Linked DNA regions of Homo sapiens: region 1 is linked to region 2. Evidence: read pairs that join two places in POLR2A ChIA-PET (ENCODE). Cell type or tissue: MCF 10A. All regions are shown on one strand. Links, peaks and the distances in the headings refer to the core of each region. The heading gives the core; the rest is flanking DNA.

The links. Peaks named below come from ENCODE experiments on the same cell type or tissue, not always from the same donor. Only the 100,000 strongest peaks of a DNase experiment are listed, where the experiment ranks them.
Region 1: POLR2A ChIA-PET joins it to region 2 with 5 read pairs; 1 of 35 experiments calls an interaction of 5 or more read pairs at or near these places.

The regions. Positions count from the first base shown.
Region 1 is chr6:163,810,367-163,819,188 of GRCh38, forward strand. No RefSeq gene overlaps it. Among named protein-coding and RNA genes, the nearest start is that of QKI, 400 kb to the left of the region's middle. RefSeq lists an enhancer at 4,664-4,713. In MCF 10A, for the core only: no CTCF peak of the experiment used is centred there; DNase peaks (open chromatin) are centred at 4,295 and 4,555.
Region 2 is chr6:163,640,749-163,649,570 of GRCh38, forward strand. No RefSeq gene overlaps it. Among named protein-coding and RNA genes, the nearest start is that of QKI, 230 kb to the left of the region's middle. In MCF 10A, for the core only: no CTCF peak of the experiment used is centred there; a DNase peak (open chromatin) is centred at 5,063.

The DNA.
Region 1 (8,822 bases), core at 311-8,310, 170 kb after region 2:
AGTTTTTAAAGCTAGTATAAGAATTTATATGATGACGGTGTGTATATGCATGTGTCCATGTCTGTGTGCGTCTCACACACACACACACACACGCAACCCGAGTGATTTGTTGTTTTGTGTGCTGTTGTGCCGGCAGGCAATGCTGTCCGTGCTCTACTCAACAGTCTGCTTTCCTCCAAAGCTGAAACCCTAGAGCAGTTGATCTAATGTGTCTTGCACTAGGGCAGGCATTTATGAGGATGTGGAGCGACACATTTGCTGTCATGGCTTTCTCATGTGTATTTATCACCACCTCATTACTGAGGTGCTCAGAGTTAAATCTCAAGAGCAGAGTAGAATCCAGAACATGGTATTTAAACCAGAGGATCAACCTGGTTGGTTGTCCTTAATTCTTGGAATTTAAGCAAGAGAAAGAATTTTAAATGAGAAAAAGGACAAAGGGCTTTAACACCATTTAAGAGAATGGGGATTCTGACATTTGGGTTCCTATTGTACATTAAACTTTCTCCATTACTGCCTTGGGGAAATGGAAATTGCTGTAATTGGGGGTAATAGATACAATAAAGTGTGCAAATTTTACCCAACACATAAACAAACAAAGCCATTATGGTAATTCAAGTCTACATTTTATTTTCCTATTCTCTGCATTCCTGAATAAAAGCAAGGAGTTGCCCCATGACTTTGACATTTAATATTAGGCTGATCTTTTCAGGCCATTTTCTTCCCACATATCTATACACACACACACACACACACACACACACACACACACACTTTTTTGTATTATTCTGCAGTCCTCACAGTCATAGTTAAAGGTTTGGGATGGAGTCCCAGAGCTATGCTAGTTCAAGCCCCTGCCTCAAGCAATGCTAGCCAGCTGAATCGTAAAGATGGCAATAAATCCTATTAGTGCAGATTTCAAGGACTTATAACTTCTCTTGGTGGCCTGTGTTTGCATTTAATCATTTAGACAAGCATTTTTCTAATAGCTGAGCAAATTTTCTTTGTATTTGATGCAGAGGTACATTATTTAGGGTCTTTATTTAAACATAATTAATTGAAATAAATTTTACTTTGAGGAATAGTAGTTCTCAGAATTCTTCAGCTTGCCTGCAGATAAGCTTGGTAGACTGCAGCTGCTACATGGAGCCCGGCTGCCCCTAGCAGTACATGACCTTGCCATCTTTGCCAGGCATATTTCTGCTGTAGCCTCCAGTTTCTTACAGAAATAAGACTGCATTATATGTTTTATTGGTTTATTCTTTTAGTGTTGTGTCTTGAATCTTTAGTTCTCTTATTATTTTTTCTCTGTCTTTTTAATATTTGCTTAGTTCAGTCCTTGGCAAAAAAAAAAAAAGCCATTCAATAAATATTTGTGGAATGGAAAAATGAGTATACCTCAGATGTTTTGCTGAAATAGAGTTATATTACTTTAGGGTATATCAGATAGGTTCCTTTGCTGTAGGACCTTTCAGAGTCTAAAATGTTATGTATCTTGTGTGGATAAAAGGGAGATAGAATTTTGTGAAGTTTGTTTTCTCTGAATATAATTGGTTCTTAAAATGGTGTGTGATGGTTGATTTTATGTGTCAACTTGAGTGGGCTAAGGGTTGCCCACATAGCTGGTAAAACATGATTTCTAGGTGGGTCTGCAAGGATGTTTCCAAAAGAGATCAGCATTTGAATCAGTAGACTGAATAAAGACCACCCTCTTCAATGTGAAGGGCATCACACATTGCAAATGGCCTGGATAAAACGGGCCAGGCATTCCACTTGGCTGAGTTATACCACTGACTTCCTGGTTCTCCAGCTTGCAGTTGGGATATGGTGGGACTTCTCTGCCTCCACAATCATGTGGGCCAATTCCCCACAATAAATCCCCTCTTATATATATCCTCTAAATATATCCTATTGGTCCTTTCTCTCTGGAGAACCCTGACTAACACAGAGTGCTTGGCATATAGTAATGAGTGTGTGTGTGTGTTGTTATTTATATTGTTATTATTGTTTTTGTTACTGCATTTGTCTTTGCAACCCTTTTTCATGGGATTTCTTAGTACTAGAGTTTCAGTAGAACACACTTTTGGGAAAGGCTAACATATTCTCATCCTATGTTAGGAAGATTCATTGATTTATATTACATTAATGTGTAATAATTCACTGGGGCTTGTCTGACGTTTATCATTGTGTTATCTATAACAATGCAGTTTGTTAGGAAATCAATTTGACAAAACAAACTTCAAGGGGAATGCTTAATTTCAAGTGAACGAAGTCCTCAGAACACGCACAAGCACTTTTGAAGCACCGATTTATTTTCTTATAAGTGTTGATGAGCCAGTGACTTCTAAGAAGACCATCTTGGACCTGTTCCTGGCAACATTTTATGATTTTGTTTCATTTTATGTGTTTTCAATTAAAGACACTGCATTTGTCATCTTTCCTTGTCAGTCAGAACTAGTTGCTGATTAGTTAGATGCAGCACTCTAGAATGTTTCTTTGTACACTGACTTGTGTCAGTGACATATCACTGACATGTTTTTATTGATGTCCCCACCCAAATTTCATGTTGAACTGTAATCCCCAGTGTTGGAGGTGGGGCCTGGTGGGAGGTGTTTGGATCCTGGGAAATTTCGCCCTTGGTTGTGATGGTGAGTTCTTGTGAGATCTGGTTGTTGAAAAGGGAAGCAGCTCCTCCCCAACTCTTTCTCCTACTCCTGCCATGTAAGACACCTGTTCCCCCTTTGCCTTCTGTCATGAGTAAAAGCTCATGAGGCCTCCCCAGACGCAGAAGCCACTATGCTTCCTGTACAGCCTGCAGAATCACGAGCCAATTAAACCTCTCTTCTTTATAAATTACCCAGTCTTAGATATTTCTTTATAGCAATGCAAAAATGGACTAATACAGTCAGGATGAAATTCCATCATGGTTTTAGAGCTGATTTATCATGTTTATCAAGGTCCCTTTGGATTATTTCTGTGTTCTAAGATGTGGCGAGCTTATTGTCTTCTGTAAGCATGGTGGCTACCATCCATTCAGATAAGAGTTCGTGGTGAGAGTGATCAGTTGCCTTCCTTCCTTCACTCCACTGAATGTCATTACTTGCAGTATCCCTATGGTTTTACAGGAGGCTTAATTGTGCCTTAAAATTGCCTTTCCCTTTTGCTTCCAAAATTAACATCCTTACTGAAGCATGGGTAGATTGTGCCCCTTGCTTAACCAGTCTCTCTGAGGCCTGTCATTGTCAAAGAAGAAGCTAGAATGCATCTGTCAGGACTTTGTTACTTGCATTTACAAAGGAACTCTTATTTGGAATAAATTCTGAGCATCAGACTTTCATTGACGGGGCCGGGTGAGGTGGCTCATGCCTGTAATCCCAGCACTTTTGGAGGCCAAGGTGGGAAGATTGCTTGAGGTCAGGAGTTGAGACCAGCCTGGCCAACATGATGAAACGCTGTCTCTACTAAAAATACAAAAATAAGCCAGGTGTGGTGGCTCACAACTGTAATCCAGCTACTCGGGAGGCTGAGGCTGGAGAATTGTTGGGACTCGGGAGGCAGAGGTTGCAGTGAGCTGAGATCGCACCACTACACTCTGGCTTGGGCAACAAAGCGAGACTCCATCTCAAAAAACAAACAACAACAACAACAAAAAACACACAACCCCCCACCCCCCAAAAAAAACCCAAAAAACTTTCATTGACTGGTCTGCAGTTACCAAGGTAGTTCTCCGCCCCCACTTTCCTCCCTTCCCCACCACTTTCTCTTTCTTCTCTTTCTTCTTTTCTGTTTTCTTTCTACCCTCTCTTCCTTCCTTCCTTGCTACCTAACTTCCCTCCCTTTTCCTGTGAGTACTCTGTCTATTTCCAGCCCTCAGGGACTTTCCTTGTCTTCCATGTCAAGTATAACAGTGGCAGATCTTCAGTAGCTCTTGCCGATTTGCCAACAGGATGTGAAACTTTCTAGCTGGCCTCTGCTGTGCTCACCAACCTGGCCAGAAGGGACAGCTTTTTATACTCTGGGTTTATGTCTCGAAGCCCCAAGAAAAATTAGAAATTCATAAACACATGATAAGTAGAATTTTATCACTGATTTTTCTGTTGTCAAATTTGAACAACTGATTTAAAGTTCAGTTTATTATAGCTTGAGAGGAGTTGGAAAAGCATTCGAGACAAATATTTTTGGGCTCAGAACACGTGTGAGGTCACTTTGCCCTCGTAGAAGTCTCCTAGTGGTGATGTTGAATGGTGATACGAGATGGAAATCTGGAGTCTATTCCTGGAACCTCCTCTGACTCATCCCGTTATCCGGGGACGATTATTTCATCATTACTCTTGCATCTGAAGGATGTGGATGTATATTAATGCTCTAACCTTCACGCATCCTTGAATCCTGAGTAGTCTGCTGGAGTCTGTCCTGCAGCAGCTTCCTGGAAGAGTGGCCAGCCCGCTGCGTGGAGGGACTTGGAGGGGTCAAGGTCTCAGCAGCAGGGCCTGGGGTGACTGCAGAGGCCAGAGATGCTCTTCAGGCTGTGCCTGAGGCATGGAACGGTCTGCAATGCCTCCTGAGCTTAGGTCTGGGCATGTGCCAAGTGACTAATCGTATGATTTTTATAACAGTTTAGAGGTTCTAAGGACATATGCATGTTAAAACCTTTACAAGATAATAGTTTCCTTTGATTTAAAGAAATATTGGTGTGGGGGAGCTGGCAAGAGGGAGAGGAAGGAACCACAGAAGCCCTTTCTAGACAGACCATCAGTGACAGAAGACTAGTACACACGCTCAGATATTTGAGATCAGCCAAGCGAAGCATGACTGAATTTCCTGATGCAAAGTTCTGGTGTTTTGTTAGGGGTAGCTTTTTGCATTCGGTATGAGTCTGGCTGTGTTGAACCCTGCGGATGAGAATACTGGCAGTCACTGCAGAGGCAATGAGGAGAGGGCTCTTTGGAAACATTCAACATGTAAGGAATGTGGTCCCCCACTTCCGCAGGTCCCCCACATTCCTTCCAACATTTAAGTGGAAGGGGTGGGGACAGGCCAGTGGCCATTTGTCCTGTCGCATATGACCCTTTGACAGTGAGTGGCCTCTGTGTTATGTAGCATGTTTACAACTAAAACACTAAATGATGGTGATAGAAAATACCAGAATGTAATGTAACTTCAAGATATATGAGCAGACCGTACACCATTGATTCTATGGAATGAACAATCTTATGATGCTTAAAAAAAGTTCATGATTTTAAAATGGCTCTTTATCTTTCTATTTAATCTGTTTGATTAAAAATGAAAGAGAGGGATAAAATAACGATTTGTTATTTTTCTTGTATTTTGAGAAGAAATGATAGAGCATAAGTCTGGAACTGAATCCTTATTGAAGGGATAAGGAGAGAGGATTCATCTCCAGGGTCCAAGTACTTATTCTCAGCAAATGATGTATTATAATTAAGCACTAATCTAAGAGGACCTAGAGTTCACAATGATTTCCCCAATTAATTCTGATTAGCATGTGAAGACAATAAGGGCAGGAATCATTATCCCACTCACCCAGCACAGAGAGGCTGCTCTCCGCCCAAGTCACACAGTGTCACCCATGAACCTTCCCCAGGCTCTCTGTGCTGCCTCCTTCTCCAGCAGCCATCAGTGCTTGAAGAAATGCAAAGACTGGTGGTTCCCGCTTGGGGAAGTGGTTCACCTTGCACAAGGTGGATAGTAGAACTGAGAAATGGACAGTGCCAGAAATCCCTAGAAATCTTTGTTGTTCCTTCTTTCTGATGCCTTGTCTTGGAGGTTTAATAACAGTGGCTGATATTTGTTGAAGTCTCACTGTGTACAAGTGCTTGGAAACACACAGTATATACATCCAAGTCACATAGTCCTACGACACTGGCATTGAAAGTCCATGTGGTTGGTATACATCCTAGCAGGTACATGTGGGGACTAGGAAACAGACCACTTGGATTCAAATTCCAGCTCCATCATCTGTGAGCTGTGTGACCTTGGACATGTTTCTTAACCTCTCGGAGTCCTAGGTCCTCATCTCTAAAATGGGGATAATAGGAGTTTTCTGTCTCATAGGGCTGTTATAATGATAAAATTATATGACAAACATCAAGGGCTTAGCTTACTATTTGGCATTCAGTAACTGTTTCTAATATGAACTAATAGTATGCCTCTTACTGAGCTTCCAAGTATGAGTTCAGAGATGAACAAGACTGCAATTCTGGCACCCTGACAGCTCAGCCAGCTTCTCTTCTGGGGCGGGGAGGGGGGGCGGTTGTAGACTGGCCTCAGCTGATTTAAATTTGTTGCTCTGGGGTTTAACCTAGGTGGAGGCAGTTCTGTGAGCATTTTCCAACCATTTGAAGTGTCTAAGACATCTATAGGACACCTGGCAATAGATGAAGCTCACATGGTTTAGGACAAGTTGGGTGTGAGTTGGTATGGATTATATCTGGAGTGATCAACTTTTGCTGGAACTAGACCTGGTTTAGGAGCTTAGGATAAAGATGGACAAGGTGCCATTTATACAGACGTTGGCTTGCCACTGTCTGGGCCCATCAGTTCCACATGTGTGCATGTGATTTATAGGTCTGGAATGCAATCAGCGTTTGTTAGAGCAAATAACATCCATTTCAATTTCTGCTGTGGAATGACCTTCTGTTGTACTGACAGATGCTGCCCTGAGCCTGGGCTCATATATTTCCCAGGTACCCCTGGAAATTCATGCATCTTAACATTGATGACTGGGAATGTGTAAAAAGTGGACAGTAATGAATGTTCACAATGTACCTGTTTTATGGAGGCAATTTCTACTTTAGTTGAGTTACCTTCAGAGGCTTTTAAAGTTGAGCAAAAGTACAAAATCCTATGAGCTCTGAGACAAATAGGTGTACTAATCGTATTAGTCCATTTTCATGCTGCTGATAAAGACATACCTGAGACTGGAAAGAAAAAGAGGTTTAATTGGACTTACAGTTCCACATGGCTGGAGAGGCCTCAGAATCATGGCGGGAGGTGAAAGGCACTTCTTACATGATGGGGGCAAGAGAAAAATGAGGAGGAAGCAATAAACCCTTCAGATCTCGTGAGACTTACTCACTATCACGAGAATAGCACAGGAAACACCAGCCCCCCATGATTCAATTACCTGTCTTTGGGTCCCTCCCACAACACATGGGAATTCTAGGAGATAGAATTCAAGTTGGGGTTTGGGTGGGGACACAGCCAAACCATGTCACTAATTTAATATTTTTTCCCATTCAGATATTCTGATTATAAAACAAAGGCATACCCACTGAAGAACATTTAGGAAAAAATAGAATTATAAAAAGAATAAATTAAATTCTAATTTTGCTATGAAGAGGTAATCACTGTCAATTTTTAGATGAGTTTCTTCAAATGTTACTTTTAATGGATGAATATACATTTATTTGTGAGTAAAACAGGGATTATGCAATGTGAAGAAATTTGCATCTTGATTTTATGCTTAGCACATATTGTAAACATGTCCCATGTTATTCAGTAATCTCCAGAAACATGATATTGATGCCGCCTGACATGCCATGGTCTATTTAAATGTGAGTTATAAAACCATTGATCTAATATTAAATGATATGTTTCTTGAAAATTTTCACTATTATAAGTAATAGTGAAAATGAGCATCCTCATTTTCCTGCACTAAATACACTTCTAGGAACCTATATTCAGAGTCCAAAGATTTGCAGAAAAGGATGCTCATTGCCACAATGAAAATGTGGCAGTGAGGATGCTCTTCTGTACATCTTTGATTGGACCGTGAGCACAGGTTCCTAGAAGTGTCTTTAGTGCAGCTAAGGGCATATACACTTCAGAGACATTAACACAGTATTTCCAAGGTTGTTCTCCCAAATTTCCTGGGTTAACTTCCCACATCAGTGCATGGCGGTGGCTGTTTCTCCGCACCCCACCAGCACTGAGAATGCTCATGTGTAGTGCTCTGTGTTCTACTATTTTTGTTCTGTCCTGTGCAGATTTCTAATATTTATCTTCAGTTGCTATTGTTAATCTTTAAAATTGACGTTTCTCATTATACAAATGTTAACCACACTGAAATATACAAAGTGAAAAGGAAGACTCCCCTCTCCTTCTCACCACCCAAAGACAGCTGCAGTTAATAGATGTGCACCTTTCCAATCCCTTCTCCCCTCTGTAAAATCTTACATAGGCGCAGGCAAATGTAAATATGTATAATAAAATTAGAATCTTATGCATCCACTATATCATCCATTTGCTTTTTTCCATTTAAAATACAGGCATTTTTCTATGTCAGTATGTTTAAAGAGTATTTCTTTATGTAGATGTAAAATGATTTACTTCATTACTGTCTTACAAAAGATGAGGCAATGAACATGCATATACATTCATTTTGACTGGTTATTGTGCCTATTTTTGCAGAATAAATTTCAAATGGAATTGTCTATCTAATTGCTTCAACAGCTGTCTCCAAACTGACTCCAAAAAATATTGGGCTAATTTATGCTTCTGTCAAAAGTGCATGAAAGTGCTCATTTCCCCACATCTGCATGAGCAATGGGTATTACTGACATTTTAATTTTTTTCACTCTGTTGGGTGAAAAGATTATCTCATTATTGTTTTAATTTGAGTTTCTTGGTTTTCTTATAATTATTCTTTCTCCTTTTTCTATCAGAAATGGTTATGAATTGTGATATACATTTCTGTTTTATCCACTGTATTTGGATGGAGAGAAATGTATAAAAACGTTCTAATAGTTTTGATTTTAAGATAAAAAAGCTGGCCAGGCGTGGTGGCTCATGCCTGTAGT
Region 2 (8,822 bases), core at 367-8,366:
CGCCTCGCCCCGTGTCCCGCCCCCTCCCTGCCCTTCGAGGCCTGACCAACCCCACTCCCCCGATCGTCCATCATCTGTCACACACGGCACCCCTAGGCGACTCAGGGTTCGGGGAGGAGGAGACCAGACGGGGCCTTGGCTGGCATGGCCTCTTCACAGGGCTGCCGTGAAGAAACTTCGTGACAGCGGCGGAGAGGTGGCCCAGGAGTGAGACAAGCAGGCCCCGGGCCTTGGACTCAGACATGCTGGGTCCGGTCAGGCCCGTGTGGGAACCAGTGTTTTAGGGACTGGGTACTCTCTTAGAGAAGAACTGATGCTAAAGAGTCAGGAAGACACGAGCGGGCCAAATAAAAGAGGAAGAGAGGCCCTCAGGACATCATGGCACTTACTGCTTGGATTTGTCTCCCCGTCCAGAATTTTGTGGGCTCATGTCTGAATTTTTTATTATTATTATTTTTTTTTGAGGTGGAGTCTCGCTCTGTCGCGCAGGCTGGAGTGCAGTGGCGCGATCTCGGCTCACTGCAACCTCCGCCTCCAGTGTTTATGCCATTCTCCTGCCTCAGCCTCCCGAGTAGCTGGGAGTACAGGCGCTCGCCACCACGCCCAGGTAATTTTTTTGTATTTTTAGTAGAGACGGGGTTTCACCATGTTAGCCAGGATGGTCTCGATCTCCTGACCTCGTGATCCGCCCTCCTCGGCCTCCCAAAGTGCTGGGATTACAGGTGTGAACGACTGCGCCCGGCCTCATGTCTGGTTTTTAAGAGAGAGAGAGAGAGTCAGAGAAAAGGAGGGGGGTGGAGAGAGAGAGAGAGAGAGAGAGAGAATAGAAAGAATGCTTACATGAACACACAAGAGAATGAAGTAAAAATAAAAACGCCAGTTGGTAGATTGCAAAACTCTTCTCAGTTTTGAGACTTTATTGTTCTTCCCACAGAAACCACCCTCAGGGCCCCCTTGAATCCGAGCGAACCTTGTGAAGATATGCTTCCACCAACAAGACGTGGAGAGAGTGATATTCCCTCGGCTTTCACAGGCCTGCAGCCTCTGTCTCACTCTCTTGGAAGGCTGCCCTGAGAGCGCCACGGAGAGCACTAGGCCCACCTGCGGGAGGGTGAGAGGCCGCATGAAGGGAACCTGAGGCACCCAGCCAGGACCTAGCACCCACAGCCAGGCATGCTGGTGAGGCCCACTCAGTCCTTCCCAGCCAATAGTCCAGCTCGATGCAGCTGCAGGAGCGAGCCCAGGTGAGAGCAGCTGAGGAACCACCCACCCGCCGACCCACAGAAGTGCAAACAGCCATAAACTGTGTTTAAGTCACTGAGTTTTGGGGTCATTTGTGGTGCAGCAAATGCAACGGAACCAGGCTGCTTTACTAAAGTCGCGGTAAGATCTGTTGGGATGTGTCTTGTACTACTCAGGAAGAACACAGCGTTCTCCTAAGTGCTGAGGGAACTTACTGTCCCAGCACCGGGAGCGAGAATCCTTCTCATGGAGGGAGTGTTCCTTGGGCAGTGGGTTGATGGTGGGGCTGTGTGAGTCTTTGAGAACTGCTTTGGTGCAAAAAGGGAAACCTGAGGGGCCGAGGTAGCAGCAGTTTTCACATGAGGAATTGGCAGCAGCTGGGGGTTAGGGAGGGAGCGGGAAAGACCGAGCTGAGCACCACTTTGGGAGGGGCGCCGGGTTTGCAAAAATGTCTGAAGGACTTTGGAGAGGCTCACAGTGGATTTGCTGCAATGTAAATGCCTCGGTTACACACAGAGCTGATGCGAGTGTTTGGACACCCTGGGACATCTGAACGACACACGATTTCAGTGCATTGAGGACCCCAGAGGTTCTGACTCAGGGCAGGTCTGGTGATGTTGTGGTGGAAGCTCTTTTTTCATCGCCCAAAGGAGGCTAAGTGGGCAGGAAGGGCCTCATGAGCAGGCATCCCAGTGGGGCCAACCAGAGAGCAAGGAAAACGGGGAGGGGACCCCAAAGCCCCAGCTCAGCATTCGTTAATGCTGGTGTGACGTCTCTGGAGGGTGCCTGAACTAACTGGAGATGGGGGTCACACGGGGCAGGTGGAACAGAGATCCACTCTCAAGAGGAGAAGAGAAGATAGAAAAGTAGTCCTGCAATGTGACTCCGTTCTAAACTTGGCACCAGTGAGAATGGGGGAAGCAGAGACATGCAGAGAAAGCCAGAAATGCGGGGGACCGCTCAGTACGTGTTTTTGGCTGGAGTGAATGGTGAGTGGGCTCGGGAAAAACTCCGCTGGTCTGTCAATTTCCAGGTGGAGAATTTGCAATGACTTTTCTGGCTGACTCAGCTGATCAAAGTAGGTCCACGTTGTTTTCCTTTTTTTTTTTTTCTGAGACGGAGTTTCGCTCTGTAGCCCAGGCTGGAGTGCAGTGGCACGATCTCGGCTCACTGCAAGCTCCGCCTCCCAGGTTCACGCCATTCTCCTGCCTCAGCCTCCCAAGCAGCCGGGACCATAGGCGCCCGCCACCACGCCCAACCAATTTTCTGCATTTTTAGTAGAGACAAGGTTTCACCGTGCTAGCCAGGATGGTCTTGATCTCCTGACCCCGTGATCTGCCCGCCTCGGCCTCCCAAAGTGCTGGGATTACCAGCGTGAGCCATCGCGCCAGGCCTGTTTTCCTTTAAAAAAAAAGATGTGCTCCCATTAAGTAAATAACCCCTTATTAACATTCTTCTGGGCCTGCGTGGTGGCTCACGCCTGTAATCCCAGCACTTTAGGAGGCCAAGGTGGGCGGATCACGAGGTCAGGAGATCGAGACCATCCTGGCTAACACGGTGAAACCCCGTCTCTACTAAAAATACAAAAAAAATTAGCCAGACGTGGTGGCGGGCGCCTGTAGTCCCAGCTACTCGGGAGGCTGAGGCAGGAGAATGGCGTGAACCCGGGAGGAGGAGCTTGCAGTGAGCCGAGATCGCACCACTGTGCTCCAGCCTGGGCTACACAGCGGGACTCCACCTCAAAAAAAAAAAAAAAATTCTTCTGAATAATTTCATGCATCTATATTAGTTTTCTGTTGCTGTGTACCATATCACCACACACTTAGCAGCTTAGAAAAACGTGCACTTACTGCTTCCTAGTTCGTGTGGGTCAGGAGGCTGGGTTGTGGGATACCTGGGGCCACTGCCTAGGGGCTCAGCAGGCTGAAATGAAGTTGGCTAGAGCTGGGTCTCCATGGACACTCAGGGTTCACTTCTAAGCTCGGTTTTCGCTGGTGGAATTCATTTCCTGTTGGCTGTTGGCTGGGGCTTGCTCTCAACCCATTGAGACTCCCTGTGGTTCCTTGCAAGGTGACCCCATAGGCAGCTCACAGCATGGATGTTTGCTTTGTTCCAGGCCAGGATCTGTGACCTCACCTTCTTCAGAGTCCCCTCTGATCGGGTCAGGCTCATGTGGAATAATCTCCTGATTACCAAAGACAGTAGATGGGTGTCCTACTCACAGTGGCCCCCCTCACACTCCAAGGGAGGGCACTGCAGGGTGTGTACACCAGTGGGCAGACTCTTGTGGACCATCTCCAGTCTTGCCACCCATAGTATCTCTGTGTAATTTGGTCTCAGGAAATTACTGAAGGCTCTATCCCAGCTTATTCACTCCTGTAACAAAATACCTTAGACTGGGTAATTAATAAAGAACAGAATTTTGTTTCTTACAGTTCAGGAGGCTGGGAAGTCCAAGATCAAGGTGCTGGCATTCAGTGTCTGATGAGGGGCAGAAGACAGAAGGGACAAAGAGCCTGGTGAGGCCCCACAAGCCCCTTTGTAAGGCACTAATCCCAGTCATAAGGATAGAGCCCTAGAGACCGTACCACCCCCTAATGCCTTCATCTCTTAAAACTATCACATTGGGCATGAGAGATTAACTATTTCTCACAGGCGCAGTGGCTCACACCTGTAATCCCAGCACTTTGGGAGGCTGAGGTGGGCAGATCACGAGGTCAGGAGATCGAGACCATCCTGGCCAACATGGTGAAACCCTGTCTCTACTAAAAATATAAAAATTAACTGGGTGTGGTGGCACATGCCTGTAATCCCAGCTACTCGGGAGGCTGAGGCACGAGAATCACTTGAACCTGGGAGGCGGAGGTTGCAGTGAGCTGAGATTGTGCCACTGTACTCCAGCCTGGCAACAGAGCGAGACTCCATCTCAAAAAAAAAAAAAAAATTATCACATTGGGGTTTAAATTCCAACATAACATATACTTTGAGGGGGCACATTCAGACCATGGCAGGTGTCACTACAGGTTGCATTTTATTTCCTACCTTTCTCATGACAGACCTCAGAAGGACCTACACTCCCATATGACCTAGTGGCCTCTGATGTTCTCCTCACTCTGGCCACTTTGATGGTTCAAGGTCAGCCTGCTTCTCTGACTTCAAGGTTGAGGGTCTGGAGCTGACCTTCTCCAGATAAAATGGGGGAAAGGCAGAAAGTATTTTCTCTGTACTTTGGTTCTACAGAATTTACTTCTTGACTCCACAGAGTTGAAAGAGAAAAACTGGAGCAAATGAAGAGAACCAGGGAAAATAACCTATCAGCGCCCTGTACTCGGAAGTCATGCTTCAAGCGACAGGAAGGGACTACCTGCCATCGAGAGTGGTCACAGAGAACGTGTTCACCAGATCCATGCTCACCTTTCATGCCAACCCGGCTTCATGGGGAAATTAGTTTGGTAGGATTACCGTGTCAGAGCTGGTACATGCTAACGTGGGAACCCAAATATGAGTGGGTTTACATCTTGTTAGGTTCTCCTGAGATCTCTAGATGATATTTTTTATCTTTTTTTTCCCTTTGTTCCTAAGTGTGCTGAGCTTATTTCAAGCACAGTCAATTCAAAATCAACCTCTGCTGTATTTCTGCAGCCGGGGCTCGGAGCACTGAGGTGATTCAATGCAGTAATTAACGTCAAACACGAAACAATCAGTGTGTGTGGGTGATCACGTCTAAACAACTCAAAAAGAAAGACCCGGTGTGTTTGGCATGTTTAGATACAGACTCTCACCTCGTTTGCCTTCACGGATTCCAGGTTGGATTGTAGATGATGAATAATGAGCACATTACTCATGCCCTGAAAGCATGACATTGGCAAATCACATCGTTGTTGCAGTCTTAAGAAATACTGCATGATTCTGTTTTGACATATTTTATTTTCGGGAAGGAGAGCAGTTATCTATATGGGCTCACCTCAAAGTGCCTACAACTGATGGAGCATTATCATATTCCATAAATAATTTGGGCACGAATGTCATTATAGGTATAAATCAAAAGGACAACTTTTGCTTCCAGATTTGCCTGTGTTTGTAAATTTATATTGTATTCAGTAAGGAAGGAGGTAACCTGCAGAGCTGTTCAAATGGCTTAAAGCTCACTAGCTGTTGGGAGCCAGGCAGCAAAACTAAGAAGCTGTAGCTTTATTGGCTGGTGTTAAAAAGAACTGACGCTTATGAAGTAGATGGGAGAGGAAGCCATTGTAGAAGCTGGCTATGGTCCAGAGCTGCGGTTCTCAAACCTGCGCGGGCATCGGAGTCACCGGCAGACTTGCTGAACACAGGTTGCTGGGCTCCACCCCAGACTTTCTGGTTCACTGCATTTCTGACCAGGCCGATGTGATGCCGAGCCCACATTCACAACCCTTCACCAGAGATCAAAGTGTTCCTCATGGGAAGAAAGTTGGACTTTGCTTTAGGGAAGCACTTTGATGAGACCCTTCCATTGACAAGTTCAAGACTCCTCCTTAAGCTAGTTCGGATTCAAAAGCAGAATTCAAAAAGTAGTAAGGCAACGTGAAAGTGAAGTTGCCCTGTATAATAAAGCAAGGGGAGTTTTGTTGTTGGATGGTAGCTGGAGGGCAGAGATAGGACCGTGGATGATGGGGAGAAAGGTGAAAGGACCAGGGGTACACTCTATAGTAAGATGGTGGCAGACCTGGAATCCACATGGTAAGAAACTTCCTGAGGCTGGAAAGGGCCAATGAATCCCCAGAAAGAGTGGCGTCAGATGTTCAATGCGAAGTTTTCCTGAACTGTGCTGCTGTTTTTCCTGTGATCCCCAACTCTGACCTCCACCATTATCCCCAGCATTTACTAAAGATCAGGTCTATTCACTAGCCTCACTGAGTTCTTTAGGATCTTGCCACTCAGGGTGTGATCTATGGACCTACAGCAAGCTGGCCTTCCAGAGAGCTTCTCAGAAATGCAGAATCTAAGGCTCCACCCCCACCGACTGAATTGAAGTCTGGAGTTTAACAAGATCCCTGTGATGTGTTTGTGCATTTGTGTTTAAAGGAACTTTTAAGGCAGAGTTGTCCAGACTTCTATGATATCACTGTTGCCCGGGACACTTTTTAGGCATGCATATTTTGGGCCCTACTCCAGCCTTTTGAATCAGAGTTGTCCAGAGAGAGGCCTAGGAGTCTGTGTTTCTAATTCTTATGACGGAGCATGTTTGGGAGGAAACTTCTTTAAGGGAATGAAGGGGAACTGTTTTGATGCTTGGGTGGTTAAATCGAGGCAGGGACAGGAGGTCAGCCACAGGAAGCACGCAGCAGGTGGGGATGAAAGTGAACAGAGAGTAGGACTTTGTAGTAAAAGGTGACAGAAGGACATAAACCCGCTGCAGGAACCTCAGACCGCCTTGGCAGCATTAGGAAGGTCTCTGGATTTGCCCTAGACTGGTTGCTTTCAAGTGGTGGGGAGGGATTTGGCAACATCTGGAGACACTTTTGGTGGTTACAAGTGGGAGATCTCACTGGCTTCTGGTGGGTAGAAGCCAGAGATGCCGCTAAACCTCCTGCAATGCAGGACAGTCCCTCCTACAGTGGCCCCAAATCTTAGCCGTGCTGAAGTTGAGAAACCCTGGTCTAGGGCTGTGGCTTTAAGTGTGGTCCTGAACCAGCAGCATCATATTGCCTGGGAATACGGGACTTGTTAGACACGTTAGTTCAACTTTCTTCCCCTGAGGGGGCTGCATCTCAGACCTCCTGGGTCACACACCGTAGGGCCGGGGTCCAGCGATCCGTGGTTCAGCAAACACTCCAGGTGGTTCTGATGCACACTACAGTCTGAGGACAACTGCGGACGTAGGCAGAGTGGGGCTCCCATTTTTGTCCATACAAATTGCACAGCAAATGAAAGGTGGCCTAGGAGGCTCAGCACTTGAGGCTGTCTGGGTTCAGCTGCCACACCAGCCAGGGAGTCTTGTGTGACCAGCCTTGTCAGCACCCCTGTGAGAGGGGTCTGCACAAGGGCTCCATTGCGTCTCCTGGGATCCCCCGTGGAATGTGGCTTCCTGACTCCACTCAAGACCCAGGGATGTGCAAGCTTCCCGGGGGTCCCCATATTCTCTCCAAGTTTGAGGATGGCTGCCTTGTATTCTGTACTAAAACGGAGATCACTGTTTCCTCTCGTCCCATCTCTGGCTGCGAATCAATTTTTTTTTTCTGTTTTAACGCTATACTTCATATTCAATTTAACCTGATTTCATGGATGTATAGTGGTGGATATAGTTACCCTCAGGGCCATAATGTTGCCGTGTTTCTGAACGGAGCCTGCAGCGTTCTGCAGAGGTGCCTTAGGGCCCTCGCCAGGCAGTGGCTGGGCATATTTGCTCTTATGCTGTGCTGGTGTCTGCTCTTCTCCTCCCCACAACCAGACACACTCCACTTTAACTGTTGTGTGAACTGGGCTTCGGAGGGGGGGACAAAAAAGCTTTCTTCTGCTGAAAAAGGATAGCACTTCCCAACTTTTTTTTTTTTTTTTTTTGAGACAGAGTCTCTCTCTGTTGCCCAGGCTGGAGTGCAGTGGTGCGATCTTGGCTCATGGCAACCTCCGCCTCCTGGGTTCAAGTGATTCTCCTGCCTCAGCCTCCCGAGTAGCTGGGATTACAGGCACATGCCACTGCACCCAGCTAACTTTTGTATATTTAGTAGAGATGGGGTTTCACTGTGTTGGCCAAGCTGGTCTTGAACTCCTGACCTCAAGTGATTTGCCTGCCTCGGCCTCCCAAAGTGCTGGGATTACAGGCGGGAGGCACTGCGCCTGGCCTTCCCAACTTTTTTCTTGTCGGGGCACACACAGAGAACGGAGCTATTTATGCAGACGGGGATAAGCCACGGGCTTTGGAGCCTTTGAACAAACTCCTTGGAGGCTGGAAGGTGTGCGTTCAGCCCCACCAGCACTCGGTGTCCGGCATCCTGGCAGAATCCTGAGCCCCGCATGCTGGCCAGGAACACCCTGTACCGTCTGATTCCTACCATGACCCTGTGTGTGTGAAAGAATGAGGATCTGTCCTTGTGAGGACATCACCAAGGACACCTGCCTGTGGGCTGGGCACCCTGGGTGTTCCCAGTAGTGTTGACAGCTCTGGATGGCTCTGGGTGGCCCAGCCTCAGAGCCTTGCCTCGCTCCTTGTTAATTTAACAATTGTCCATGGAACATCTCCTGTGTGATGGATGCTTGGCAGATCAGCTGACTTCTGGTGGCTCTGCAGCAAGGCTGTTCAGGGTGTCGTGTGGGCATCATCTCCACTCCACTAAAGAGCAGCTAAAGCCCGAAGAGATGAAATGACTTGCCTCAGGTTACTGGCTCCAAGCTCAGCAAGATGTGCAATCTAGACTCTGCCTAGAACTCCACCTGAACCCCACCATCTCTGCAAGTGCAATGACAGGTCAGGCTGTGATGTCCGTTGGCTGTAGTGAGGACCGAGTCTCTGTTCCCAACTCCATCAGTGTGGTGTCAACCCCCAGGGCTAATTCAATTCGTTTAAGTGAATATATCTGAGTGCTGACTGTGTGCACAGCACT